7 separate regions of the Mus musculus genome follow, and regions 1, 3, 4, 5, 6 and 7 are each linked to region 2. The links are chromatin loops, found by intact Hi-C in ENCODE. Cell type or tissue: left cerebral cortex. All regions are shown on one strand. Region 1 overlaps Mtmr10 (myotubularin related protein 10). Region 2 overlaps Otud7a (OTU domain containing 7A). Region 3 overlaps Mtmr10 (myotubularin related protein 10). Region 4 overlaps Apba2 (amyloid beta (A4) precursor protein-binding, family A, member 2). Region 5 has its middle 24 kb from the start of Gm20670. Region 6 overlaps Trpm1 (transient receptor potential cation channel, subfamily M, member 1). Region 7 has its middle 8.6 kb from the start of Gm20670.

The links. A loop is a pair of places that touch in the nucleus more often than their neighbours do. Peaks named below come from ENCODE experiments on the same cell type or tissue, not always from the same donor. Only the 100,000 strongest peaks of a DNase experiment are listed, where the experiment ranks them.
Region 1: a loop joins it to region 2, with 9 times the contacts of the local background. A loop is called at or near these places in 18 of 42 quality-filtered maps.
Region 3: it touches region 2 in a loop (2.8-fold over the local background); 5 of 42 quality-filtered maps call a loop at or near these places.
Region 4: a loop joins it to region 2, with 4 times the contacts of the local background. A loop is called at or near these places in 12 of 42 quality-filtered maps.
Region 5: it touches region 2 in a loop (4-fold over the local background); 4 of 42 quality-filtered maps call a loop at or near these places.
Region 6: it touches region 2 in a loop (6-fold over the local background); 29 of 42 quality-filtered maps call a loop at or near these places.
Region 7: it touches region 2 in a loop (3-fold over the local background); 9 of 42 quality-filtered maps call a loop at or near these places.

What each region holds. Positions count from the first base shown.
Region 1 is chr7:64,325,497-64,329,496 of GRCm38, forward strand. It overlaps Mtmr10 (myotubularin related protein 10), which reads left to right. Exons shown (of 16, transcript NM_172742.2): 13 at 1,156-1,325. Among named protein-coding and RNA genes, the nearest start is that of Mtmr10, 40 kb to the left of the region's middle. In left cerebral cortex, a CTCF peak has its summit at 1,671 (motif pointing left); a DNase peak (open chromatin) is centred at 1,671.
Region 2 is chr7:63,750,523-63,754,522 of GRCm38, forward strand. All of the region lies in intron 11 of Otud7a (OTU domain containing 7A), which reads left to right. Among named protein-coding and RNA genes, the nearest start is that of Gm39023, 100 kb to the right of the region's middle. In left cerebral cortex, CTCF peaks have their summits at 1,718 (motif pointing right) and 3,003 (motif pointing right); DNase peaks (open chromatin) are centred at 1,737 and 3,063; H3K27ac peaks cover 1,336 bases.
Region 3 is chr7:64,288,320-64,292,319 of GRCm38, forward strand. Mtmr10 (myotubularin related protein 10) reads left to right here. Exons shown (of 16, transcript NM_172742.2): 2 at 20-80. Among named protein-coding and RNA genes, the nearest start is that of Mtmr10, 2.6 kb to the left of the region's middle. In left cerebral cortex, a CTCF peak has its summit at 2,227; DNase peaks (open chromatin) are centred at 3,586 and 3,987; H3K4me3 peaks cover 601 bases; H3K27ac peaks cover 562 bases.
Region 4 is chr7:64,740,172-64,744,171 of GRCm38, forward strand. It overlaps Apba2 (amyloid beta (A4) precursor protein-binding, family A, member 2), which reads left to right. Exons shown (of 15, transcript NM_001291166.1): 11 at 3,089-3,268. Among named protein-coding and RNA genes, the nearest start is that of Nsmce3, 130 kb to the right of the region's middle. In left cerebral cortex, a CTCF peak has its summit at 1,936 (motif pointing left); DNase peaks (open chromatin) are centred at 882, 1,714, 1,893, 2,239 and 1 more place; H3K27ac peaks cover 3,382 bases.
Region 5 is chr7:64,031,566-64,035,565 of GRCm38, forward strand. No RefSeq gene overlaps it. Among named protein-coding and RNA genes, the nearest start is that of Gm20670, 24 kb to the right of the region's middle. In left cerebral cortex, a CTCF peak has its summit at 1,536; DNase peaks (open chromatin) are centred at 1,676, 2,092 and 2,322; H3K27ac peaks cover 1,784 bases.
Region 6 is chr7:64,154,249-64,158,248 of GRCm38, forward strand. The region is part of intron 1 of Trpm1 (transient receptor potential cation channel, subfamily M, member 1); the gene reads left to right. Among named protein-coding and RNA genes, the nearest start is that of Trpm1, 2.4 kb to the left of the region's middle. In left cerebral cortex, a CTCF peak has its summit at 1,703 (motif pointing left); a DNase peak (open chromatin) is centred at 1,594; H3K4me3 peaks cover 444 bases; H3K27ac peaks cover 3,095 bases.
Region 7 is chr7:64,046,634-64,050,633 of GRCm38, forward strand. No RefSeq gene overlaps it. Among named protein-coding and RNA genes, the nearest start is that of Gm20670, 8.6 kb to the right of the region's middle. In left cerebral cortex, a CTCF peak has its summit at 2,277; DNase peaks (open chromatin) are centred at 1,952, 2,059 and 3,161; H3K4me3 peaks cover 595 bases; H3K27ac peaks cover 2,384 bases.

The sequences.
Region 1 (4,000 bases), 570 kb after region 2:
TTTAAAAGGACAATAGCTGCATGACAAGATGCACAACTGTGATATTAGCACTAGAGACATAGATATAGAAGGTTCATTGCCACCCTTGGCTTTATTGCAAATCTGAGGCCTGTATGGATTACACTGACACCTTGTCTCAAAAAACAAAGATCTGTGGAGAAACGGAAACTAGCTGTAAAGGGCAGGAAGGAAGTGCTTACTACCTTTTCACGTGATGGAGACAGTTCCGCGCCATCATTCACTTCTGAGTCATTGGCACGTGAAGGACGTTCTCTCTGGAGAGACAGTGTGTGGGTTGTCTTCTTTTGTTTGTTTGTTTCTCTGTATAACCCTGGCTGTCCTGGAACCGCTTTGTAGAACAGACTGGCCTCAAACTCATAGGAATCCACCTGCCTCTGCCTCTTGAGAGCTGGGATTAAAGACATGCACCCCCACTGCCCAGTAGAAGACGGTGTTTTATTTACTATCCTTGACAAAACAAGAGCAGAATGCATCCTAGAAATACATTCTACCCTAAACTATGAGAAGTAAAAGATGTGAGCACTGCTCTGCCTGCCGTTGGACCCTTTCCCTCCTACTGGGTGGCCTCGTCCAGCCTTCGTGTGAGGAGAGATGCCTCATCTTCTTGCAACTTGATATGAAATGTTTGGTGGATATCCCTGGGAGGCATGCTCTTTTCTAAAGGAAAGGAAGAGTGGATGAACGAAGGAGGGGTGGCCAGGACAGGAGAACGGAGGGAAAACTGGTTGGGATATATTACATGAGAGAAGAATAAACAAGAAAAAATGTGTGCAGTGAACTGCTGTTATCTGCCAATAGTGACATATGAGAGTGCATTTGCTACTGAGCCCCACGGTCAGTGCATCAGGGTGGAATGGCATCTTCAGTGTGGTGGAGTGAATTAGCATAAATATTGTGTTTAGTTTTTACTTACTGATGACTTGCTCTGATACTTCTCTTGGTTCATATAGATTTCCAATAAATATAGAACATGACTTGTAAAAAATAAGTTTATTATATTTGAGAGCTGCTGGAATCCACTAAATTTTCTTACATAGACTATTTTGAAGGCAATTTAAAGTATAGAATGTTGAATTACCTAACTTACATTCAGGATTTCTCTTGGTCTTCATTTTCTTTCCATTTTATTGACAGAGGAGGAAGGCAGAGACTTGAGTTGTCTGGTGGCTTCTCTCATTCAAGTGATGATGGATCCATACTTCAGGACAATTACTGGATTTCAGAGTCTGATACAGAAGGAGTGGGTCATGGCGGGCTATCAGTTCCTAGACAGATGCAACCACTTGAAGAGGTCAGAGAAAGAGGTAACTAGTCCTGTTGCTTTCCTAGCACTTTTCAAAAGTTTGTTTATTTGTGTGTGTGTGTATGTGTGATGATTAGTGTTATGAAATATAGTGTGGCAAGGAGATATGTTGGGCCCATGCTAAGGTATGCCCTGAGGAATTACACTATTGGGAGAAGGAAGGGGGAGTGAGGACCTAGAGAAGGGGTAGAGGCAGACAGATGAGAGCAGAGCCATAAGGGTAGAGAAGAGGATGGGGCACAGAGGACAGAAAGAGGGGAGGGGAGAGAGAAAAACTGGGTACAGAGAGATTGGGGGCTGGAGTGCCTGGCAATCCCTTTATGGGAAGCCTGCCACCTGGTGGTGGTGGTTGGTGTTGTAAGCCCTGGGAGGAGCCTAGTGGAAGCACCTATAATCTGACAATTAGGGCATGCCAGGACATGCCTGTAGAGGTCGGAGGACAACTTTAAGAACTCAGTTCTCATTCTTCATGAGATTTTTGGGGTCAAAATCAAGTCTTCATGTTCATGTGGTAAGTGCAGTTACACTGAGCCATTTCATAGACCCCCAAACTAGCACCTTTCAAATATGTATGAGATAAATTTTTACCATTGTGAAAATGACAAGGGCCTCTTTAATTTTTCAGTATTGATTTAACACATTGTAGCTTTATTAAAGCCTAACTAATAGATTAGAATCCACATTGATGTAGAAGATTACCGTAGATACAAAGATGACCCCCTATCCTCTGCATCTTAGAGAATAGAGCCAACAACTTCTCTTCAAGCCAGTTGCCTGTAGGGTGTGTTGCAGTTTGTTCCCTCATCCCTGCACCTTAAACACATGGTCGAGTGGCTACCAAGCTGCACTGCAGCCCAGTTGTCAGAAAGTCAAACCTAGTGTGTCTGCACCATGGTGAGTATTTCAGCTGAAAGAACACATGGCCAGTGTCCCACTCAGTCCTATGTAGAAGCACAGGAAACAGGAGAAAGCAGAGCAGCAGGGCCATCCACTGTGTAAGTCCACAGTAACTGAGCGGATGATAATGACTTCAAAAGAATGATTATACGGATGATCAGTGGAATCAAGGAGAGGGTTGAAGACCAGAATGTATTGGAAGAGAGTACAGATGAACAGCTAGATGTAACAACAGCAACAAAGACAACTCAGGATGTGAAAGAGGAATTCAAGTGTCTCCAAAAATATTGAATTTTAGAAAAATGAAACAATAAATTGAATAAACTTTGTTGGAAGCCTCGCCAATATCAAGCATCAAGTGAAAACAGATTACCAGGATGTGAAATTGTAATAGAGGAATGAACTGAAACATTCAAACAGTAAGTTTTTAAAAGCAGGCATAGTACATGCAGTATTTTTGGAATATAATTTAAAACAACCAAACAGTTTAAAAGCTGGACATGGTGGTGCATGCCATAGAGACAGAGGCAGATATCTCTGAGTTCAAGGCCAGCCTGGTCTACAGAGTGAGTTCCAGAATAGCCAGGGCTACACAGAGAAACCCTGTCTTGAAACCCCAGTCTTAAAAGACCAACTAACCAACCAAACAAACAAAACAACTTAAGAGTCATGGACATAGAAGAATGAAAAGAGATATGAGCCAGAGACTACTGAGTAAAATAATAGCAGAAAACCTCCCAAGTTGGGAGATGGACATCCAGATACTGGGGATTTTAGAATCTCAAGCACTTATGACTAAAAAAGTATCCCCAGCTATCACAATACAGCTTTAAAGTGTGTGTGTGTGTGTGTGTGTGTGTGTGTGTGTGTGTGTGTGTGCGCGCGCGCGCGCGCGCACACATGCAGTGCCTGTGGCAGCCAAGAAAGGGCATTAGAACTAGACTCTCCTAGAACTGGAGTTAGAGGTCCCTGTGAAATCACCTGACATTGGTACAGGGCATTAAATGTGGGTCCTCTACTAGAATGGTGTTTGCTTCTCTGTTTCTGTGATAAATACCATAAACAAAAGCAATTTGGGGAGGAAAGGGTCTATTTCCCCTTATACTTCTAGAGGACGGTTGGTCACTGAGAGAAGTCAAGGTAAAAAGTATGGAGGAATGTTGCCTATTGGCTTGCTTCCCATGGTTTGCTCAGCTGTTTTCTATATAACACAGGATGGGATAGGACTGGCCTAGGGGTGGGATGTCCACAGTGGGCTGAGCTCTCCTATAATGACAGTTAATTTCAAGATGCTCCACAGACACCCACGGGCCAGTCCAATGGAGGCAGTTTCTGAATTGAGGTTCTCTTGTCCCAGGCTGACAGAAACCGACCAGCAAATGCAGCAAATGCTTTTAATCACTGGATCATCTCCCTAGCCCCACAGTAAGGTAGTTTCTAATAGTAAGCGTATAGGAAAATAAAAAAGACTCTTGAAGGTTGCAGCCTATTGTAATAGCAGCGGATTTCTAAGCAGAAACTCAAATACCCCCCCCCCCCAAACAAACAAAACTATAAACCCAGGTTATTGATACCAGCAAAGTTATGCTTCATAATCAAAAGAGAAATAAAGACCTTTCATCATAAGCTTAATTAACTAAGTTAATTAAAATCCATTAAGGAGTCTCAGCAAAGGGCACAGAAAGGAATCCTAGACACTGAGGAGGACGAGAAAACAACCAGGAAACAATATGTCTCACTAGAGGGTTTGATAAGCAGATAAGACTGAATCCAGAGTTA
Region 2 (4,000 bases):
CTACTTTGTATTTCAGTATGGCTGATTCTGATTGGTCAGTCTTGATGTTCATCGTCTTTCCTTGGCTGTGACTCTCTCAAAGCTGTTCTTCATCTGTTTTAGTTTGTTGTGGGGTCTGTTTTGGTTTTGTTTTTTACTGTTATTGTTTTATTTCTAGCTCTTCTCTTTGATACTTTCTTCTCTCTACAATCAGATATCAATTCCTGCATGGTGCCCACAGTATTATAGACGGATACATTCAGTCCCCAATAGCTGCAACACCTCAGTTGTGTCTAAGTTGGCACCCACTGGTATTCTGATGCAAATAAAGTGGAGTGGGCTGCACTTGCTCTAACACTGACGTGATATGAGACGTGAGCATACATACCATAGTGTTGTGTCTTTTTAGAGAATTGGGCCCTTTAGCATTGTCTCTGGTACCATAATGATTTTCATAAACCAGGTAAGGTGAAAGATAATGAAGTGGTGTCTTTAAAGACGAAAGAAAAACTTCTATTCTCAAATTATCTATTAAATAGCTCCATGGCATGCAGGAGTCATGCTTTCTCAAACAAAAGAGAACAACTTCACGCCTGCACACCAGTGTTAGAGTCTTCTCAACACATTAGAATGTGGGTTTCTTTCCTCCTTCCTCAAAGGTTGTTTTGTTTTGTTTTGTTTTGCTGAAAGTCAGTCATTTTTCTAAGCAGAGAAGACTGGGGAAATCACTTCGTTCCTGGAAACAGGCACACTTTTTTTTTCTTTAGTGTGCATGTTGAAAGCTGTCAGGACACACAAGGCAGGTCACCCCCTCCTGGTAGCACAGAACACTGTCCTAACTGTACCCCGAGTTTGTGGACCTGAGCTCTGCAACTTGTGCTCCTGCTCCTTGGTGGAGAGGAGAGCGCAAGCTCTGCAGAGAACACACCTTGGGATGTTTGCCCATCTTCTGTGGGGCTGGGGGAGGTGGAGGGTGCACCCATGTTCTCATGCTTATGGGAGCCAAAGGTCAATATTGTGTCTTCCTCAGTCCCTTTGTGCCTTTTATTTTGAGACATGGTCTATTGCTGATGTAGCTCAACTGGCTGTCCAGCGAGCCCCAGCTCCTCCTATCTCAAGCTCCCCAGCCCTGAGATTACAAGTATGAATTTTTGCACCTAGCCTTTAATAGGTGCTGGGTTTTGAAACTCATGTTTTCAAGGAGGAGAGTTTACCAACTGAGACATTCCTCTAGCCCCTCACCCATCCTTTTTGTGAACACCATGCTCAGTCCTATAGATGGGAGCCTGTAAGAGCCAACTGGTTTCTTATTTCTCTTTTCTAGAGGAAGAGCCTGCATAACTTCACTGGCTTGCATTCTTCTTTCATGCATATAACACATCTAGCTGAGTTCTTCGTACTGGGGTCAAGTCAACCCCTCCAGGTTGTCTCCACCTTCCCTCAGAGGCATTTTTCTTTCCTTCAAATTTGAGTCACTTAGACTGGCTGAGCCATCCACTCAGGGGTAGGCTAAAGACACGCTGAGAATCTGTAGCTTTCTCATTGTAATGGTAACCTCAAGCAGAAATATCCATTGTGTTTCATAGAATGAAAACTCCAAATCTTCATGGGCCAGTTAGAGATGCTGTAGTAGGCTTACAGGCTAAATGTAAGAGAGAGTTCTTTCCAAAGCAAACCGAAGAGTAAATCCTCTAAGGCCCATTTTGAAAGCTGTTGCTGTTATTGACATTTGCCACCAGGGGGTGCTCTATGATGCCGCCATTTGTTTGCCTGGGTAAAGCAGATGTTTTTCCATGTACAATGGGACAAACATGAAGTGCAATTGATGCTCATGAGGACAGCCTGTTTTTGAGATGCCCTTGGCTGCACCTCCCCTCAGCCTTCAAACAGGCAGCAGCTCATACTCGAAAGATCAGGTGTGAGCTGTATGTCTCCAGCCCCTCACTTAGGACGTAGTCTTCACCCCAGGACAGGAGAGTTGACAGACTGTCAGACTCTTTCTAGGTAGCCAGCACTAGAATCTTCAGATGTATTTCAGTTGTCTTCTCAGAGTAGACAGACCAGGAACCCAGTCCAGGCTATCTGCTGAGGGTAAGAATCCCCAGGCACGCTGTAGCCGTAAGGTAAGAAAGCTGGGACGTCCTGGTTTAGGTAATTTATCAGAAACCAGACAAAATCATAGTGGCTCAGGTTGGGCTCCCAAGTCAACAAAGCCTATGCTGGAGTTCTGGTTAGCAGACAGTTCTTCTCCCAATGAGGTTCAAGAGCCTGCTCCTGACGTCATATACTTGCATTGTCTGTGTAGGAGACATGGGCAGAGAGGGAAACGTCCCCTAAGCCTGGCCATATTGCCCAGAACTGACCATATTACTTTGCTCACAGCCTGTGCATTCAGCTAAGCAAACCACTCCCCACCACACCCCCTTGCTAAGAGGATGGAAAGTATAGTCACAGCTGGCCCATGAAGGGGTAGACAGCCTGACCCAGAACACCCAAATTATACCCACAGGAATTATTTCTGACAAGTTATTATCCTCTATAACAATCTTTTCCAAAACACCTTGATTTGAAGATCCACAGGGAAGCTTATTTACAACGTAGCCCTCCATCCTGATTCAGGACCCTTGCGTTGGCCCTCTGTATGAAGTACAGATCCCTAGGGGACACAATTCTAGTGAGTCTGGGATGCAGTGTCCCTAAGGATCACCTCTGCTGTCCCCCAGCCACCGGTAGGAAGCCACACCAAAGCCTCAATGTGTGTTTGCTGACCTACAAGACAGGCTGAGCTCAGCCCTGGAAACGAAAGCCACATCAAAGCAGAATGAGATGTCCCAGTCCCCTCCCCCGTCAGACCTTACCTACACTGCTCCATGGCTGGCCACACACAAGGAAAACCCCTAAACTGGCTGGTGATCCACAAAACTGCCTTTCATCTGTTTAGGTGGGAAGAAAGGGGGTGGGGTGGGGGGGGAGAAGCAGTTTGCACTCACAGTCTCTTTAGAAACACTAGAGGGCAGCATTGAGTCGCATCTAATTTCTCAACTTTGCAGTATTGGCTCCTGGATTTTCTGTGTTTTGTTTGCCTTTTTGTTCTTGCCATGGCACTGCTAGTATGAATCATAGGCTACGGGCAAGCAAAGGAACAAAGCAGCTGCCAGGGGCCCTGAGCTGGGCTTCTCTGCGGTGGTGAGACTCCAGAGGGGTGGGGCATCCTGAGCGAAGTGACAGAAAGGAGACTGGTACTCATTAGGAAGGTGGAATTTGGAAACCATCTCCACACTTCTTCCTGTTCACTACCCCTGACAACACCCTGAGGAGAAAGCAGATGTGACATTAAGGATTCCATTTGCTAGGAGCAGGGATCCCTCGGGAACTCATCAGATCTCAGTACACCTGTAGGTAGATACTGACCCCACCCATACTGGTCTCGGTGGCTGGTGTGCCTCTGTCCAGATGCTTTGTGGTGAACCAGCTCCTCTGAGAAGTAACAGGCCAGACTCCCCCACCTAATCACCACCGCCACAGAAGGCTCCCTCTCTGCTCCCCTTTTAAAGGGGCTGTAGGCCAACACTGCCTCTCCTGGACTTGTCACTAGATGCTTTCTGTAGGAGCCTGCTGCCTGGTCCTATGCAGATGAGCTCCCTGGTGGGGGCGGGGGGTGCAGCCCCCACCTCCAGTCTTGCCTCAGCAGAGCTCAGCTCACACCTCTCCCAACTTGCAAATTCTGCCCTTCTCTGAGATGAAATGGAGGCAAGGAGCAGGTCATCCAAAAGTGGCCTTCCGTGGTTCACCACACCCATCTGGGTTTTTCTTCGGAAATAGCAAAAGCACCCATAGCTTTTTCTCATCCTGACAGCAGAGAGATGCCTGCCCTCTAACAGAAAGAGACCCTGTCAGTCCAGGTGATGCCTCCACCTGCTTGCTCTTCGCCTACATAATAGAAACAAGTTTGAAACCTATAGTCTTAACATTCGTGGTATGCAAGTTCTGAGTCTACCTTCTGTCTCCATTAGGTTACCTG
Region 3 (4,000 bases), 540 kb after region 2:
TTTTGTTCCTGTATTTCAGACTGACGATAAGATCAGTTCCGAACCGAAGATTAAAAAGCTGGAGCCGGTCCTTTTGCCAGGTAAATTTCAGAATTTGAATGTGCCTTGGACTGAGATTGTACGGAATGGTATTGTGTAGTTCTCTTTCCCTTTCCATTATTTTTAACTTTCTCCAGAGAGTTGGCTAGACATAATTGATGTTTGTCTCGGAAAGTTTAAAGTACAATAGAAGACTTTCAAGAGAATAACTACCTCATTTCTTTTCTGTCTCCTGAAAGGGTAGTTTTGAAAGATGAATCTAATTGCTTGGGTAGTGAAAGTTCTTATGCTTTCCATATGTGTTACCACCTAATGAAATCATGATTAATAATCCAATCATTTTAATGTGTTTTGATAGTATGAAAAGCATGTCTGTGTTCTAAGATAATGACAAAGCTTAGCAGACATTGACTGACTCTGTAATTGGCTTTTGAAGTTGTCAGCTGTCTGCAAGTTTGCTTCTTTCAGTTTAGAACTTTGTTTCCCAGTAGAGACACTATTGACCTTTCAGGCTGGGCAATTCTTGTGAGAAGCTGTCCTGAGCTGACAGCCATCCCTACCTCTTTGGCCTCTTATCAGTTCCATGATAGTGGTGCCCCCATCTTCTGCTAACTGCTAACATCCTCAGTACAACCAGAATGTCTCCAGGCATCCCCGTGTGTGTGTGTGTGTGTGTGTGTGTGTGTGTGTGTGTGCTCGAGCCTCTTGGAAATCATTTGTTAAGAACAAATTTATCTTAGATGGAGACCTTACAAATAGAAGTAGGGATTCATAGAAAACAGTTTTACAATGTAGAAAAACTATTATTTGATTACTATTTTTGAATTGTGTAGCAATTACACAATAATTAAAGAAAAATCGGTGTTTTAATAAGATTATTGGGGCAAATAACCAGACATTTAGGAAGGCCTATCTATCTTAAGCTTAAATTATGATCAAATACCAGTTTTGTATGTCAGAAAAAAAAAGTCTCAAATTCATCCCTTTAATAAGAGAGTTACGACTTCACAAGTGTGGGAACTTGAAGTGTAGTAGAGATGAACAGTTAAAGCGTCAGCCTTTGGTTCCGTATGGCAGATGCCAACTCTTAAAAGTTCTTGTAGACTACTAGAGTTATATTTTTTCTGGCTTTTGTTAGTGTCTTCTCCTCAGTGTTTACTGATGAACCCTTTCTGCTGGTCCTGAGAGTGAGCTGAAGCAGTACTGAGCAACCCTTGCCCCCGTGCATGCTCCGTGTTGGTATTCGCCACCGTAGGCACAGCAGAGACAGCCAGGGGAGCAGTATGCGTGTTGACCAAGTGTCTGGAAGCTGTTGAACTTTGCCTTCGCTTTGAACTGGTTTTTAGACAGCCAGGTCTCCCCTCAGCAATTCTGTGCTCTGACACTAAAAAACAATGTAGTCCTAACTATAAATACTCAAGTTTTGTTTTTTTTTTAATTAGCTTTTAAACTTAAGCTATGCTTAGGAAAAATGTGATTATGAATATGGTTGAAGAATTTTCTTAATGAAGAATTAGTCTTTGAAATTACTACTAATACTACTACTATTACTACTACTACTACCATTTCTGGGGAAGATTTTAACCCCGGTTCCTGACTGTGAGTAGTATACTTTTCGTAGAAATAGCAGTGTCTTTTGTTCAATGCCCATTAAAAAACTTGCTGACCTGAATGATAACCCTGATTGATGTCCAGTTTTTCTTTGCTCCCTGTTTATCTACAGAAGACTGGGCTGCTCCTGAACTGTAAAGCCTTGCCCCTTGCCTAGCCTCTGCTGTTCTTACCGTCTTGTCCCCACTTTCCCAATGCTCTTTGAGGTTGCGCTTTGGCTGAGCCTCCCATTCTGGTCTCCCTTTCCTGCCTTAACTCTAATGTCAAATCTGCAATTCCTGCTAAAACCCCAGTGGTATTTCTTCGGCCTACAACGTGGTACTCTGCATGTGTAATCTGGAAAACGAATAGAAAGTATTGTGATCTAAGCCTGGGCTAGGGTGATGAGGCTTGCAGCTCGTGGTAGAGTATGTGCTTACCATGCTTGGCGTGCGCAAGACACTGGGTTTGCTCCCCACCACCACAAAAATGACAGTGAGCAAACTATAAAGACCTAAGCTAGAAGAGCACTTTTGACTGAGGGCGTGGCTAATACAGTTCTGCCCTTCATTGCCACTGGGGGCAAGAGAAAATCCTCTCAAGTCTCCTGTGGCTTTCTTTACCCAGGTACAAAGAACAAGAAGTAATTGTTCCGTGATATAGTAGCATACACTGCGTTTTGGCTTACTGCCTTGGGTCCAAGGATATCCTACTACGGTTGCCCGAAGTTTGAACTTTTAATTCAATAAGCAGATGAAAATTAGAACACAAAATCAATTGTTTACTTGTGGGCCTTGATCATGTGCTCCGTTGGGCCTCAATGCCAAGTTTAAAATGGTCCCCATCATTTATTAAGTAAAGAAAATTGAAGAAAATGATGAGTAATTGAATTCAGATTCTGGTTTATATTAGTAATTCTCAACTTTCCTGATTCATGAAGCTCTTTGAGATGAGGATTGTATCAAATATAGCTTTGTGAACCTGTTACCTTAACACAGTGCCTGAAATGTGACACTATGCTATCACTGAGTGAATGACTGGACAGTAGGACCCCACCCTGCTCAAACTGTTACCTTAGGTGTGCCTGCATGCAGAAACCAACTCCTGGATTTAGGAACAAGAGAAACACTGCTATTTCATGCTAGACATCTCCTGAGAATTACATCTGAACCTGTAATTGGAGTAAAGTACTGTGTCAGCTTAGTTACCATCTGAGCCGGCATTCTCTTTGTCATTAGCTCATTATATGAATCCTGTTCTCTTATTGTATAGATGTCAGTCATCCCATGCTTTTAGAAAGTACAGAGTATTACAGTCAAGTCTGTAACTCTGTATGTTATTTGTGTATGGGAACATATGAGCACTATCCAGGTTTTGTGTAGAAGGGAGAGTTTCCTGAAGTATAGTGAATCTGGAGGTTGTGGTCTGATAACCGGTTCCCAGATTCCAGGCAGGGCCTGAGTGATGTTTAGGGTAATTATCTATCTATCTATCTATCTATCTATCTATCTGATTGGTTGAAATCATATTGTCTATCGTGGTGTCAGACCCTTGGGGGCTGGCACTCCAGGCCATTGTGCTCTCAGTCTCAAGTGGTGTTTTCGCTAGGCTATGGTCAAAAGAAAAGTTAGGAATATAGAGCTTTTTTTCATCAGTTTGAAGTAATTTGATTTAAAAATTGCACTGAGATTACCTCCTAACTTCTTTGACATACAAAGTTAGGAACTCTGTTTTGCCCCCGAAATTGTTTTTAGGCATAGACATGGTTTGGAATGTAAACTGGAAACTGTAGGATGAGATTATTGTCAGTACGGTTTAGTGAGCACCGTGTAGAGATGACTAGTTACTTTGTCTGTATAGGTGTCCTCCCACCATCTTTCAAAACACATCTCCTTTTGACAAATTGTTCTAACCCAACTCTACGCAGCCATAATTCGGTCCTCACAGTACAGCTCTGCTCCCACACAGGCATATGTCCAGGTTCACACAAGGAAGGTGTTTGGCAGTGCTGCCTGTATTGTAGTTCCAGAAAATCCATGCCAACGAAGGAAGAACACCGAGGGGCTAGCATGACAGTGCGCAGGCAGAAAATCCATGCCAACGAAGGAAGACACCGAGGGGCTAGCATGACAGTGCGCAGGCCTTTGGGCTTTGCTGCCCTTGATATCCAGCTAACACAGAGCCACAGAATGTCCTCCTTGCTAACCTTGCTCCAGGCATGCTTCTGATACCTGAGCTTGAATCCTTGGCTGATAAACCTTATAGGTCAATCCTCACAACAGCTCTGTCAGGCAAGGTACTAGTTTGTCTTCAGTTGACAGGTGAGAGAATTCCTAGCAAGAATTAAGGAAGCTGCCCAGTGTTGCATAAC
Region 4 (4,000 bases), 990 kb after region 2:
TGCTTGCTTGCCAAGGTTGCATGGAAAGATGCACCTGTTCCGAGACTGGGTGGGCTCTGCCTTTGCTGTGTCATCTTGCCATATAACATTGTTATGATGTAAAAAGTTACAACATGGTTTTTCTTTTTCTTTTAATTTAAATATCATGGATCCACTAAGAGATCCTAGGGTTGTAGAAGCCTGTAATCATAGGTCCTCAGAAGCTGAGGTAGTGGGATCATGTCTGCCAGACAGAACTGCCAAGAGAAAGAGGAGGAGGAGGAGGAAGAGAAGGAGAGGAAGGAGGAAGAAAGGAAGGAAGGAAAGAAAGAATAAAGAAAATAAATATTTGTTTCTAATAACAGAAACAAAACTAGAGGTGACCTTTGGGGTGGGGTGGGGTGGGGTAGGGTGTGACACTCCAGCATCTTGATTGAGGCCCTTGAAGGCTGACCTTCCTCAAGCCTTCCTGAAAGACTGCAGTTGGGCTGTTATCTTTTCTCTGTTGACCTATTCCTTCTGTGAAGAGGCCATCCCAAGCTTTTGTCAATGGTGGCAATATTGTGACATCAGGAATCACCCAAGGGGCCAAGGCATGCTTGGTCACCGAAGGACTCACAAACGTCAGTGTAGGATCCATACATTTCACGATCTGAAACCCAGGAGGGAATCTTCATCTGAAAGCAAGGTTCAAAGCAGTGTGTGAGGACCGTGTTCCTTATTTTCTAAGGCATCAGTGGAAAGTGCTTTGGAGCAAGGGGTGTTTTATACAGACCAGTATTTCTGTATAGCCCTACCAGACGGTGCACAGTCTTACACTTCCCACCATTGCATGGAGATCTGTGGACAGACAGGCAGGCATGTTTTTATGGCTGGGAGTTTGGGGATGTCTCCGAGCGCCAGTGTGGTGAGTGTCGAGTGATAGGGAGAGCGAGCAAGAGTCATCAAGTAAGGCTCACGTGCAGACTGTGGAGGAGCCAAGCATGTGAGGAGCCCTGGTTCAGCTGGTGCAGACATCTTTGGGACTCAGTGAAGGTAGAACCCAAGTTACATAGACGTGAAGGAGTGAGAGAAAAGTGTTCCATCAATGTCAGGTACCCGGAGCAGCTGCTGAGAGAGAGGACATGATGGTAGCCTGTCCTGCTGTGTCCTGGGTAGCCCTCTGCAAGGCAGAACTCAGTGCTCTAGGGATAAAGGAAGAGTGGATGTTGCTATGGAGGTGACAGAGCCAGGAAGAGTAATGCTAGGCATGACCTCTTCCCACCTGCAGGAGGCCACCAGGCACCAAGGCTCCTGCACCTACCCCTCGGGCCATATGGGGTCTTTAGCAGCCTGTGCCCACAGGCCTGGCTGTGAGCTGGAACAGGCAAGAGACGCCTGTTGGATGGGCTGGCATTGTGCCTTAGCTAGTGAATTGGCTTTGAATTGGCTCCTGTTCTGGCAGGAGGGAACCAAGGACACAAGGGCAAGGGGCAGGGTGGGAAGGCAGTGGGGGGAGGGGAGATGTGGGGACAGTAAGGGCAGGTGGGAGACAGTAAGGGGAGGTAGGGACAAAAGGGGAAAGCAGAGACAGCAGGAAGTACAAACTCCATGGATTGTTCTTGAAGAGGGTGATCATTCTAATGTGTTAGCTGACTTAAGTCTCGGGGCATTTCCATAGGGAGAGGAGGAGGAGGCATAATATTGCAAGAAGAGGAGGTAGGAGGATGGGAGGTGGGAAGAACCCAGTCTGGAGCTTTCATGGTGAAGACGTCTGATGCAGTCATTCCGCCCTTCCCAGGTGGAGACACAGGGTTTGGAGGCTGGGGCACTGAGATATCAGTTAGGGCAGCCCCTCCAATCTGTGGTTCTTCTCTAAGACCTTCCCTCCTTTGTGGTTTCCAAAGTCACCACTTTGCAGGTTTACTACTGAGAGACCCTCAAATGCTGCTTTCCTTATCTGAGCCAACAGCGCCACCTAGTGGTTGATGGGCCACCACATCCACCCGCTGCTAGCATGCAGATGTGGGAACAGTGAGAGCATTGCGGCATCCTTTCTCTGAGCTGTTCAGGTCTGATTTGGGCAGGCAGTTCAACCTAGAATCAGTCCATATTTAAAGCAAGCCCTCTACCTCATGCTAAGATGTGATCCAGCCCAGCTTAATTTTAGATGAGCTTACTCATTTAAAAGCACCTAAATCACATATTGTGCAGAGGGAGAAAAGAATTGAAGCCAGCCCCTTTGTTCTCAAAACATACTGAACCAAGGTTTTCAGGGTTACCTGGCAGAGGCCCCTCAATGGCCGGTGTGTGGGAGGAGGGACATAAGGAGGACTTGGACTGGGTGGGGCTTACACAGCAGGGAGGTTGGGGCAAGGGAGGGGGATGTTGGTTTTCCTATGCACTGAGAGTTTCCACACCTTCCTGAGGCTGCACAGCTTGGAGCATGCTTGATGTGGTTAAGGAGATGTCCACCTTAGAGCCTGCCTCCCACTGTCCCATTTACACTGCAGGCAGGAAGGCCCTGCTATCTCTTATCAGTGTCCAGGCCTCCGTAGGCTTCTTTCTGCTGGCATAGAAAGAAGTAATGTCCCCAGTGGCGTGGAGTCTGCTCTGGGTCCCAGGTCCTGTAACCCTCAGCTTGCACACCGTCTCATATCATAGCAATGTAGTACACGCACTCGTCTCCTTATGTTTAGGTTTTGTACTTCTGGGGGGATAAAACAGACAGCTAACCATGTATGTGATACTTCTGGGGTTGGAGTGGGGCCTCAGTTCTGTTTTTTGGGTCTTTTTTTTTTTTTAGAATAAAATAGGTAAAAATAAGAATACATTACAGTTTCTAATTAAAGCAAGAAAGTCTGATATTTAGCAAGCACCATTTTCTGTGATTTTACAAAAACCTTGCTTTGTCCCAGTGTCTGGACATGAAGTAGCAGGGACAGCAGAGAGGCTCATCATGGTGGCCTGAGGCGGGGTGTAAGTGGCAGACAGCTTTCTGCCAGCCTAGAGCTCACAGTCACTCCCTCAGTCTTTTAAGTCCAAACGAGGACCCCTATGAAGGTTTATGGACCCCTAGTGGAGCCTGTGTCCGTGCTTTGGTCTAGCATGCCTTTCTTCCTTCCCACAGGCCCAGCTGATCGCCCAGTCCATTGGGCAGGCCTTCAGCGTGGCTTACCAGGAGTTCCTGAGGGCCAATGGCATCAACCCCGAAGACCTGAGCCAGAAGGAATATAGCGACATCATAAATACCCAAGAGATGTATAATGACGACCTCATCCACTTCTCAAACTCAGAGAACTGCAAGGAGGTAAGCCACATCGGCTGGGGCCTCCAAAACTTTCTCTGCTCGACTTTGCCCTCCAAAATGAACCCTCTCGGAGATGGGCTAGGCAGCTGGGATGTGGGGGCTATCTCAGTGCCTCCCCATCTCAGCTCACCAGGCAAAGATGAGAGCAAGGCTTCCTTCCTCACACCAGTGTGTCCAGCACAGGGACCCTCGGGGCATGCCTTGGTACTGCCTTGGAGGTATGCACTTAGATATGAGATGAGATACTTGCTACAGAGACAAAGATTTCAATCAGTCTTAGTAACCCTGAAAATGTGCCTTTTAATGTTGTTGTCTCCATCCACTGGGCTCAGCACTAGGAGATATTTCTGCAAAGCTCGTGGGAGGCATCTTTAAAATAGGGAGCTTGGGTGCGTCGGCAGGGAAGTTCTGAAATTGCCGGTTGCAGAGGCCCTAGCCGATCCTAGAAGCTTTCCCTGGGGGCTTTGGAATGAATGAATGTGCTCATAGGGGAACTAGTGAATGAATGCTTTTGTGTGTCTATGAGGGTGAGTGAATGAATTATCCTGGATTCTTGTTGAGTGCGTGCCCAATCCTGGCTTCTTGGATGGGTGGCAGATAGCTTTCTAATCAGGCAAAGAAAATTTATTTCAGGATGAGAGTAAGGGCAAGATCGTGGAGTAGACACCAGAGGGCATCTTCTGGCCTCCTAGGGTTTGGTGGGTGGGAGAGCTCCAAGGCCTTAGAGCATGG
Region 5 (4,000 bases), 280 kb after region 2:
TTCCTTTCCTTTCCTTTCCTTTCCTTTTCCCCAGAGCTGAGGACGGAACCCAGGGCCTTGCGCTTCCTAGGCAAGCGCTCTACCACTGAGCTAAACCCCCAACCCCTGTGCATCTTTTCTTAACCTTTGGTTTTCAACTTTTCTCTCACCCTGTGTTTCGGAAGTCTTTCCAAAAACACACAGCCATACTTTAAAAATTCCAGTTTCAGTTATATCTTTGTCTTTTAGTTGGAATACTTTATATGTTTAATTAACTAATTATACAAATTTAATTATTGATATAGTTGGGCTAAAATCTGGCCTTGAAATTTATTTTCATAATTTGACTCTATTGAAATTGTATGTAGAGGCTGGAGAGATGGCTCAGAGGTTAAGAGCACTGGCTGCTCTTCCAGGGGTCCTGAGTTCAATTCTCAGCCACCACATGGTGGCTCACAACCATCTATAATGGGACCTGATGCCCTCTTTGGGTACGGAAGATTGATATATATTCTTCTTCAGAGACATCTTGGAATATCTTGGAATTCTTACTATATGTAAAATTAAGAATTATATTTATAAACCATGAGCTCAACATTTTGCCTTTCCCACAGTGAGAGAGGACCTTAGCCTTTGGAGCTCTGGCCCTGCACTTGGTGAGATGTTTCCCTGAGGGTTGCTCTATCAAAGCTGTGACTGTCTCAGCCACACGACATGCTATTATCACCAAGTTTCAACCCACTTCTTTTCATTTATCCTCACGGAGCCTATTAGGCCTTCAATCCTTCTACTTCAGGCCTGCCTTTAGGATCGCTTTTCTCGTCAGGAAGAAAAGATGTAAACTCTGTGCTCTCTGTCTCGCCCTCTTCTCACAAGCTCTCTTCTCTGCAGCTCTACAGTGGTGCTTACTTTCAGGCCCTGACAGCTGCACCCTATGCCCCCTGTATTTATCATCACCCCTTGAATACCTGGTCTGGTGTCTTTGGCTGATGTCCAACATGGCTTCTCAGTCACCCTCCTGACTCAGTTGTACCCTGAGGGTGCCAGCCTTCATGTGCACAGGACCTCCACCCTGACTCCTTCCTGGGTGGCCTGGGAGACTTGATTGTTCCTTAAGACCAACAGTGGTTCGGAGGCCCAAGCATTCCTGTCTTTTCTAATGAACATATTCCACAGGATGCTGTGGACTGTTGAGTAAGTTATGTGCTCCCAGGAGTCTCCAGTCCAGTATGCAGGTGGCTTGTGAAGTTAAGGTTGTCTGTTTCTCTAATTGATACTAAGATTCTACATGGGCAACACATTAGTGTCTGGGGCCCCTTGTTGGGGTGAGAGTTGGGGACATGACAGTGCCAGTAGACTCAGCAGGATTCTTGGCTCTGAGGACCTGCTCTTTGACCAGAATCCCTGAGAGGCTCCTAGGAAACTCACCCAGTGGACATCTGCCTGGAGTTCTGTGGCAGGCTGGGATCCAGTCCTAACTTTTGCTCTGCTCTGTCCTCTACTGTCCAGTGATGACACTCAGGATGAAAACCAGGCACAGAAAGGACATGGCGGCTGCCAGCTGGGCTCCTTGCTCCCCCTGGGCTTCCAGGGCTATGGGGAGCTGGCAGGCTGCGGTGCCGGGAAAACACATTGTTTGGGGGCGTTGCGGATACAGTACAGGATATTTTTAGCAGATTGTTCTGACTTAGTGAAAAACCTGAAAGATAGTGTTGATGAGCCCCTTGTTTTAGCTCCGCAGATGGCTGAGCTATAATTAGACGCTTGTTTCTGGGCGACTCTACAGTTCTGTAAGAAGACACCTTGCGGGGTGCAGAGCACATGGCGGGAGGGCGCCTTCGTGGTTTAATTTGGGGCTCAATTTTTTACTCTTTACTCTCAAACCATTAACTGTGTTTGTGACAAAAAAAAAAAAAAAAAAGAAAGAAAAGTAAATGATTCATGGGTTTCTCTAGCTAATCTCAGCCTGGAGAGGTCAGAGGTTGACCCCTTTGTTTTCTGACTTGGTGACAAGCTGTCAGGCACCCTCCTCCTACTCAAAGGTGCTTCTGGGGCCTCCGCCAAGGCAGGTTCTCTGTGCTCACCTGCTCTGCCCTTTCTTTTCCAACAGGGCTTTCTTTTGTGCTTAAGTGTGAGACACCAGGCCTGTTCCTTCTCTTGCTCTTCCCGCTTCACAGGGAAGGGGCTGTGGCTTTTCTACTCCTAATTGTTCTGGTGCTTAAAATGGGGATATATGCCTTTAGTCACCAGCTCCATCTCTCTTCTTCTCTGACCCATGGGCTCCCTGAAACAGGACCAGTGTTGGGTCTGTCTTTATGAGTTCATTTCTTCATGCAAGGAGAGAATTAGTGAAGCACGCTCCGTGCACAATGCATGACACAGGGAAGATGCAGACGAGATTTGAGAGAAGATGGGCCAGATGAAGCTGAAGACGGGAGCCAGCCACTCTACTCTTACGGCTGGGATGGAGATACAGACACAGTCCCAGGCAGGAGTGGCCACTTATTGCCACAGGCTGACTCCCACGACCCTGACTGCCTTCAGAGACCAGTCACAGAAGGCAGAGATATGCTGACCTGTTTCCTGTCACTGTCGCAAATGTCCAAGGTGACAAACTTATCAAAAGCATAGGCTTTGTAGCTTGTGGATTTGGTGTCTCGCTGAGGGGTGTGTGGCAAAGCAAACACTTCACCTCACTGGGGGAGTACAAAAGAGTGAGGGTCCAACAGTCCCCACAATCCCAGACTCTGAAGGCTTCTCTTGGCTTCATCCCATAAATAATCTCTCACAGCACCACTGGGGCAAAGCATTTACCTTACTGATCTTCAGGGGATGCATACGGTCTCAACGCCATTAAGAAAGGAGGGCATGCCACTTCCTTGGCCTGTGTCTTAGTTTGTTTTCTCTTGATAGTAACACCATGACCAAAAGCACCCTGGGGGAGGAAAAGGCTTGTTTCAGCTTACATCTTACAGTTCAGGTTCCAGGGGAGGCCAATTCAGGAATCTGGAGGCAGGAACTAAAGCAGAGACCATGGAGGAATACTGCCTACTGGTTTGTTTTCTGTGGCTTGCTCACCTTTGCTTCCTAACAAAATTCAAGACCACCTTCCCAGGGGTAGTACTGCTCACAGTGGGCAAGGCCTTCCTATATCAATCATTAACCCAGAAAATGCCTCACAGGCTTGCTGACAGGCCAGTCTGATGGATGCAGTGTCTCAGTGGAGGTTTCCTTTTCCCAAATGACTGTTGCTTGTATAAAACTGACAAGAAAACAAAACGAAACATCCCCCCAAAAACCCAGAAAAACAAAAACCAACCAGCCAAACAACAACAAAAAAGACAAAAACAAAACAAAACACAAAATAACACACACACACACACACACACACACACACACACACACAAACACAAAACTAACCAGGAGGAATTGTAAGGATGCCATGCTGTATCCTATGTCTATACCACTGTCAGCTTCTACCTCTGTCTGGTCACTGGCTCTGAGAGAAGCCAAGTTAACAGCAGTTATCTGAGGCCTGTGGGGTGAGGAGCTGCCTCCCTCCTATAGTCACGGGTATGGCTTGAAAGCAAGACCTCACACACAACAGCTTCCACGGACCACTGTCCCTGTCACTAGAGGCCTGATGATCACCAGGACAGTCTGATGGTCAGTCAGTCAGAACTGCTAGCTGAGCTCTTCCCAGCCCCCTGCCCCCACTGCTGAGGCCAAGTGAGCTTTCTAAGTTGTCAAACTTCCCGTTGACAGATAACAGACACACCATACAATCTGGATTCTGCCAGTACCTGAGTCAGGGGTGGGGGCTCAGTCACCCTCCCCGTAATCTGTTATCCCCCTGCCTCTCATCTCTCTGGCATCATTTCTTCCTTTCTTTGCAGGCTAGTTTTCAGCCCTTACCAACACAGATCTCCACGTGGCCAACATCCACCAAGATGGGGAACGACCGAAGCCACAGGGAATCACAGAGGCCAGGGAGTCTCACAGCTCTGTCCCCCGCCTAAAT
Region 6 (4,000 bases), 400 kb after region 2:
TACTGCATCAAACTCCTTTCTTAGGGGGTGACTCCACATTTCATGCCTCTATGTCCCATGTCTGATGTCTTCATTCTCTCACTTTCAGGATGTTGTACTGGTAGCCGTGGCCAGTATCCTCACGGCTCTGAGCCATGACATCCCTTGTCTCCACACGGGGCACTGTGAAAGGGTTCTTATGTGGCTTGCTTGTCCTTGCTTTGCTCTGTTCCAGATTTATAGAATTACTGAGGGGACTTAGAGGTATACTGCTGCTTCTAGAAGACGTGAGGGTGGCCCTGAGTGAGCCCTGCGTTTGGTATAGGTTTCTGTGGCCTCTGAGCAGGCTGAGTGGACGTCCCATTCTGTTAAAGGCCACTTACTGTGTTAGGGTCACTTGTCTTCTGCACCTGGTCTGTCTAAGGCAACAAAAAACTAGCCTAGGAGTAGGTGGCCTTCAGTACCCTGGGCTGCAAGAATGGGTCCTTTGGACCCAGGTTACCATGGCCCATACAACTGGAGACCTGATTAAGAAAATCAGACACAAGTTAACTGTAAAGTTAGGATCTTGTGGGCTATGCCCTCGGATGGAGACACACTATGTGCTTGGTTACTCAGTGTGTTTGTTACATACAAAGTAAATGAGGAGGCAGGTCAGCTAGTGTGTGTTTATTATATACGGTATGAACAAGGAGACTAGCCAGCTAATGTGTGTTTATTATATATAGTATGGACAAGGAGGCTGGTCAGCTAATCTTGGTAGATGGTCTCTATAGAGAAACGGCCTCAGGGGATTTGACCATGAAGTAATCTGGGATGAAAAAGCTCTGTACAGTTTGCACTACTCACTACTGTTTTTTAGCTAAATGTCACCCATTCTTCAACATCCATCCTTGCACCAGGGAAAGGCCTTGCCATCCTATGAATCTGAGGCACTGGTGTTCTTGACATGGTCATGCTCATGACGTGAATGCTCATTCAACAAGTATACACTCTCTTCCCACAGTAGGTGGCCTGATAGGTCATCTTACTCAGCTGCCCTCAGGTAGAGCCCAAGGAGGAGGTAGAGGCTCCTTCCAAGACACTGCCCCTACAGAGGGTGAAGGAGGCAGGAAGGAGAGGGTGTGAACAGAAGGGTGCACCACTGCAGTAGCTCTTTCTGACATTCCAGCCAGTGCCCTGGTCAGTGTTGGGGACAGAAGCCAGGACAGCAGCGCGATCCAGGTGAGTGCCTCAGGGAAGGTATTCCCTCAGGCAGGACACTGGGTCATCTTAGGAGCTGACCAGGCGGTTGATCTCATAGCACAGAAACAGCTAGGCATTTATCCATCCAGTTGTTTCCTAGCGTCTGATGTCCTAGGAACCTGAAAACACACACAAAGTCAATAGGAAATGGTTTATTTTTAAAGGCTTTTTACAAGTTTCAAGAAGATCCATCCCCAGGGGCTCCTTGTGGGTGGTAGAAGGTACAGCTCTGTTCTCCCAGGTGTGTGAGAGTTAGCAGTCTTTCTGTAGAGCCCGCACGCCCACGGGTGTCCTGTAAATTAGTATTCACAAATCTACCGCCACACTTGGCAGGAACGCGACATTCACATGCCTCTAGCTGTGCCACTGCGCATGACCCTCCTTCCCAGAACACAGCCGCTCCCACTGCTAACTGATAAGCTCCGGAAAGGAAGCAGGCTGTGCTGTTCTGGAATTCCATGTCTCTGTTGCCCTCTGCCGGGTGCTTACCCTAGTGAAGTAGCAGAGTCTGGGTGTGGGGAACTCAGCAGATGGGAGGAACACACTGAGTGTGGTCAGCATTGAAAACTAGCACTTCTCTCTCCTTTCTGTTCCCCCTCCTCCTCTTCCCTCTCTGTCCCGCTGTCTCTCTCTCTCTTTCACTCTCTCTCTCTCTCTCTCTCTTTCACTCTCTCTCTCTTTCTCTCTCTCTCTCTTCCTTTTACTCCCTCCTCCCCCCATCCTCCAGGACTACACATTTGATTCTACTTCAAATTTAAGAGGGTGTCCCTCCCCTTCCAAGGTGAACTCATCCCATGGCAATTTATGACCCCCCCTCCCCCAAATCCTAATTCTCCAAGTCCTCACTGCCAGATCCGGTCCCTGGCACCTCTCCCCCAAATCCCGAGTCTCCAAGCCCTCCTTGCCAGAACCAGACCTAGTTAAAGGCTCAGTGTAGCCCCGGGCATGATCATGACACTCCTCAGGCCAAGAATGAGATCACCGAAGGGAGAAGGAAGGATGGTTCTTCCATCTGTTTCTGTTACACTGTGTAGGAGTGTTACTCTGTAGCCCAGGCTGGTCTTGAACTTACAGCAATCCCCCTGCCTCAGTCCCCCCTTCCCCCTCAGGCTTAGATTACAGGGGTGAGCCACTTAATCTGTAAGGGGATAGTGAGAAACAAGTTCCCAAAGTATGCATGTTCCTTTGTTTTTGTAAACACTTGAGATTCCTTTGTCCTTAGGAACTTGGTGCTCTTCCAAGGGTGATCCTGCCTGGCCCTCTGTTGTCAAAGACACTTTTGGCCTTTGGCCTGGCTGGTCAGCTTTTCCTGTTAGGCAGCTCCTCACTTGGCCTTAACACCACCCCCACCCCAAAAAATCCCAATATCCAGCCAAGGGAATTGAATCAGTGACTGAAGGGCAGCTACCTCTATGCAGGAGGCCCAGCCTTCCGCAGCTGTAGGAAAAGCTGCCAGGTGGCCATGTGGAACATGAAAACCCTGTCTACATTTTAATTTGCTAAACGATACAGATAAAATTTGGAATTGAAAATGGAGGTCTTGAACATATTAAATGGTAGCACAGCCTGGTAAACTGTACCTTAGATCCCCTTAGAAAATTCCAGCACAGGTCCTGAAGGACATACACAAAAATGCTTATCTCAGCATTCCACGTTGCTGCAAATAAGAGTGCCCTGGAGCTCACTGGCAAGGGTGTGCTGGGATCCCTGCAGCTCTGAACAATGGACTACTATACAGTACTTAAAATATCAACACAGATAAATTCTGGAACATATGTTATCAAAACAATAAGCTTCTCATAAAATCTCCAAAACACACAAGGAAATTCTAAAAATGACATGTCCTTTTAGGATAGAGGTGGTTAGCTCTGTCTGTAATCTTTCTTTCTTCATGTGCTAGATGCAATCATTTTTCCTTTTCTTGGCCTCTGTGGTGGTTTGAACAGATTTGGCCCCCATAGATTCATGTGTTTGACTGCTTGGCCCACAGGGATTGGCACTACTGCTAGGAGGTGTGGCCTTGTTGGAGGGGCTGTGTCACTGTGAAGGTGGGCTTTGGGGTCTCAGTCCTAAGCTCCACCCAGTGTGGAATTCGAGTCTCTTCCTGGCTGCCTTCAAATCGAGATGAAGATCTTTTGGCTCCTCCAGCACTATGTCTGCCTGAACGCTGCCATGCCTCCTACCGTGATGATAATGGACTGAACCTCCGTAACTGTAAGCTGGCCCCAGTCAAACATTATTGGTAAGACTTGCGTTGGTCATGTAGTCCCTTCACAGCAATGAAACCCTAAAACAGCCTCCTTCCTTTTTTTACACGGCTCACCTGTCTGTCAGCCTTTCTTATGATTTTGAAATCAAAGCGGTGCTTTCACAATTGAGAATTGGTTTCATCCTTCTCGAAGAAGCCCAGGTGCAGCAAGGAGTGCCCTGCCTGCCTCTAATCTCAGAGAAAGAATTCTACAGCGCTGGCTTTTACCAGCAGCTCTCTTGCCTCCTCAGCCCAGAAGCTGCACACAGGGGCCGAGCCAAACTGGCCTGCCCTCTGTATCCCACCACCCTCTGTAGCAGCTGCAGCCGAAGACATATCTCAGATCAAGGGATCAGGAGCTGTGAACTCGGGAACCACTCTGGGGAGCTAGACTTGGTTCTGTGGAGTGCGCTACACTTTTCAGAGAGCATGGCTGTTATCTGGGGGGATCCCAGTAGATTTTCATGTTAAGTCGCCACCCAAAGTCACTGTGAAATGATCAATACCCCCCCCCCAAAGAAAATGTTC
Region 7 (4,000 bases), 300 kb after region 2:
ACAGTCCCAACTTAATGGTGGTTGGACTTAACAGTTTTCCAACTTTATCATGATGCCAAAGTGACACTCATTCAGTCAAAGCCATACCTCGACATTTCAGCAGGATTCTGTCAGGACCCCAGCTCAAGAATGTGCTGCCCACAGTTAAGGTGGGTCTTCCTTCCTCTATAAACTCTATAACTCTATAAATCCAGAAACTTCCTCATGGATAAGCCCAGAGGTGTGTCTCCTTTGTGATTCTAGATTCATTAAGTTGACAATTAAAACATCACACTGGTTAGGTGAGTTAAAGTCATTTTATTTTAAAACTGTTTTCAATTTACAGGGGTTTTATTGGGGTACGACTTTACTGTTATTCAAGATGCATCTTCTTTAAAAGATAAAGAATTCTCTTTCTTCTTTGTTTTTATACATTTTACTGACTATTGCATGTGCATGATCTGTGTGTGTGTGTGTGTGTGTGTGTGTGTGTGTTCGAGAACTAGAGTGTATGCAGTGCACATATCATGTTATACACGTGAAGGTCAGAGGATAACTTTGTGGAGTTGAATCTTTCATTATTTCTACAGTGACTTTCAGGGATTGAACTCAGGTCATTAGGCTTGCTCAGCAAGTCCTTGAGCTACTGAGCCATGCTTGATGATCAAAATCACAATCGGAGATGGAATGTTTGAGGATAATAAAGAAATCTTGATTCTTTAGCCCTCCCACAGGGTCCTAGGCAGTATGGAGTCACTACCTACCCACTATCAGACTGCCACCAGACTTGATACCACAGCTGGACAAAGTCACCCTCAGACCATACTTTGTTCTGTTTCCAATTGTGACATCTAGATCTTCTGGGGGTAGGCATGTCTCAGCCCTAAGGTCACCTAGCTGGTTTCCAAGGTCAGTGTGGGTCTCTGCCCTTGACTCTTCTGTATCCCTGACCTGAGGGGAACCTTGGGTCTAGGCTTGTGGACAGGGTCACATAAGGAGCAGGCTGGCTGCAGGACTCCCCCCACTGTCCTGTAAAAGCTTCAGTTGTGCAAGGCTACCACTTCTTCCTTAGGTGTCTTAGAAAGGTGGCAGCAAACAGTACTCTCAGTGAGAAAACAATTCATGTAACATAGGCACTGGAAAGGCCTAGTCTTTATCTTACTGTTTGAAGCCAGACAGACTCCAATCCTGGCTGTCTTGCTTGTGTGAGCCAGGCGTGCAGTCCACTCTTGCAATGGCTCAGGCTCCTCCTTTGAAAAATTCGGAGGACAGTAATGAACCTTTATGAGCTATGTGTGAGGTTAAACTGAGGTGTGCCCAGACCCAGACCATGGCTTGGCCTTTGGTAAATACTTAATCAGCCTCAGCTCTAGAACATTCTGCTCCAGTTTCTGTGAAGAGTGTGTTAGCATGCATCCCTGTACTTGGTGAATGTCCTTTTGTGAGGGACAGTTTGTGAATGTTCTCCAGCAAGCCATTAACACGCATTGAGCACCTGAGCCAGACAGAAGACATTCTCAGGTGTGATGTTAGGCAGCTAGGCCACTTCAACTGGCCTTTGAGTGTCCTCTGAGGACAGAGAAAGAGGCCACAGGACCCGTGTTTCCCAGCGCCAGGCTGACATCAGTTTCAGTCACCTTCTTCCTTCTTGCACCACGGACCCTCAGTTCCCCAAGTTTATAGGCAATGAAGAAATGGTCTTGTTCAAAAATATCCAAGCCTGAGGAAGACTAGCTAGGGAGATGAGTGTTACAGAAAGGGGAAGACCGAGTCTGGAGCCTCTAGGGCAGGAGCGTGGAGTTGGAGTTCTGGAATCCTTAGCCTGGGGCTGGTGTGCACTTTTGAGTTTCAAGGTTTCCTCCTTAGCTGGCAGCAGGCACTGGAGTGGCCTCCCCCTCCTTCCTCCTCCTCTCCTGCCTTCTCTGTCTTCCCTCCACCCCTCTTCCCTCAGCCTCCCTTCACCCACTTCCCCAAACCTCTCATGCGAGGGGCGTGGGGGTAGGGAGAGCGGGTGGCACCCACTCTGCTGGGAGGCTGCGTGTATTCTGGGCTCTGGCTGGGGTGGTGGGAGAGAAAATGGGTCAGCACAGGCAGCGACATGGCTGGGGCTGGAGGACAGGGCTTCTGTCTGCTGGTGTCTCCGGTGCAACTGGAGATGGCACGTGACATGGGTGGGCGGGGCTGCCTGTCCACCGCGGGAATGGGGGCTTGAGCGGCTGCTGCGAGACTTCAGGACACCGGTGACTGCCGCCTACCGTCCCTGACCCAGGCCACAGGCTCCCAGATTAATCTCGGAGTTGTCGCTTGTCTGACTACACTGTTCTGGGGACTGTTGGGGAGATGGGTGTGCAAGACGCCCTAGTGACCCCTGTCTTCTGCCTGCCTGTTGTTCTAAACGGCTTCCTCTGGTCAGCTCTCATTCAAGGTGCCATCTTCCTCCCTGCCCCTGGTGTCAGCCACATGTTTCAGCACCCTAAGCCAGTTTCCTGGGGCGGGGCGGGTAGGTTACAGGGTGCTCCATCACCCATCCCCAGGGACAGATCTCTAAATGTCTAGATGGCTCTTACCCTAGCCACTCTGGCTGTGGCCATTCCTAAGGCAAGCGTGACTGCGTTTTGCCCTAGCAGTCCTGAGATGCCTGCCTCTGCAGAATAGCTTAGAGCAAGAAATGGCCCCCAAACCTAAGGACTAGGGGTCTGGGCTAGCCCTAGTAACTATTCAACTTGTCCTTAGTATCTCACGATGTCGGACAGTGTTCCAGGCACCCTGAACTCTCCTGCCCTGGGCCTCTGTAGAAAGAGATAAGAAAGGCTTTCACTGAAAATTTCCCTGCCCCCCTGGTTCCCTCACGTAATCTGGAGGCCTTGTTAGCTAGCTTGCCACAGTTCCTGTTGCTGATAGTGGGATGCTGGCCTTAGACAACGCTTTGCTTGGACTAAGTCTCTCTGAAAAGGGAGATCTTGAGGGGCTTGGGCTTGGCCCAGTCTCCCTCCAGGACTGCCAGGTTTGAGAAGTTATTTCCTGGTCAAATATGAAGTCTATGTTTACTGCACCGTGGTACACATACACCCTTTTGTGTATTCAGCTCCATTTAGCGCTATGACACAGGCAACCGCTTCTGTCCTCTTACTATCCCAACCCCCCCTCGTCTGTATCTAGGTTGGTTGCCAGTGTGGCCCCATTGTTTGGCAAGCACTAGTTGTCTCCCAGGACTGCTGTTAGTTTGTGAGCTGTCCTCCTGTGTGTTCAGTCAGTGAAATACCCCAAGGGGTAGGACAGGGAAGCGGGACAGGAAGAGGGTAGAGAGAGGAGATGGGTGAAAAGTGTCTGGGGCTGAAGAGGCTCTGGGGAAGTGACAGGCTCAGCTCTGCTGAGCAGTAGCCTACAGCCAGACAGAACTGCTGATGAGGGAGCTATCCTGTCTCTTCATGCCTCTCCCTGTTGAGGGAGAGAGGAAGGGTCCTTACCTGCCATTCTCAGGGGTACCTAGGTCGGCTAAGCCTAGGTGCTACAGAATGGAAGAAATATTGACACCCCACCCCCCCCACACTAAGTCTAGAACTCTCAATCTCCCTATTAAATCCACCCACTGACCCCATGATCATGAATTTTTTTTTTCTCCTTAAGAAAATGGCAAATAGGACAAAGTTATATGGCTTTTGAGCGTGACCCATAGAAAATCAGAACTCTTTGTTTCTGATCCAGCAGGCCTTTGAGGAGGGAGAGCTTGGGCCCTGTCTCCGCCCACCCAGGATTCTTCACCTCTGGGTTGAACTGTGGCCAGTACTGCTGATTCTGCCCTTGGCGACACACGGGCCGCACCAGGCTCTGCCAGCTGGCTGCAAGGCTCTAGGATTTCAGACCAGTCATCAAACATAAATACAGAGCCCTGTGGGCCTCTTGAACACTACTCCCAAGAAAAGCAAGGCAGGGGCCCTGCCAATTCAGTTATGAGAAAGATAGCAATTTAGTTTAACTTTGTTGTATTTGGCTTTTTAGTCTACTTATCACCTTCTAGAAT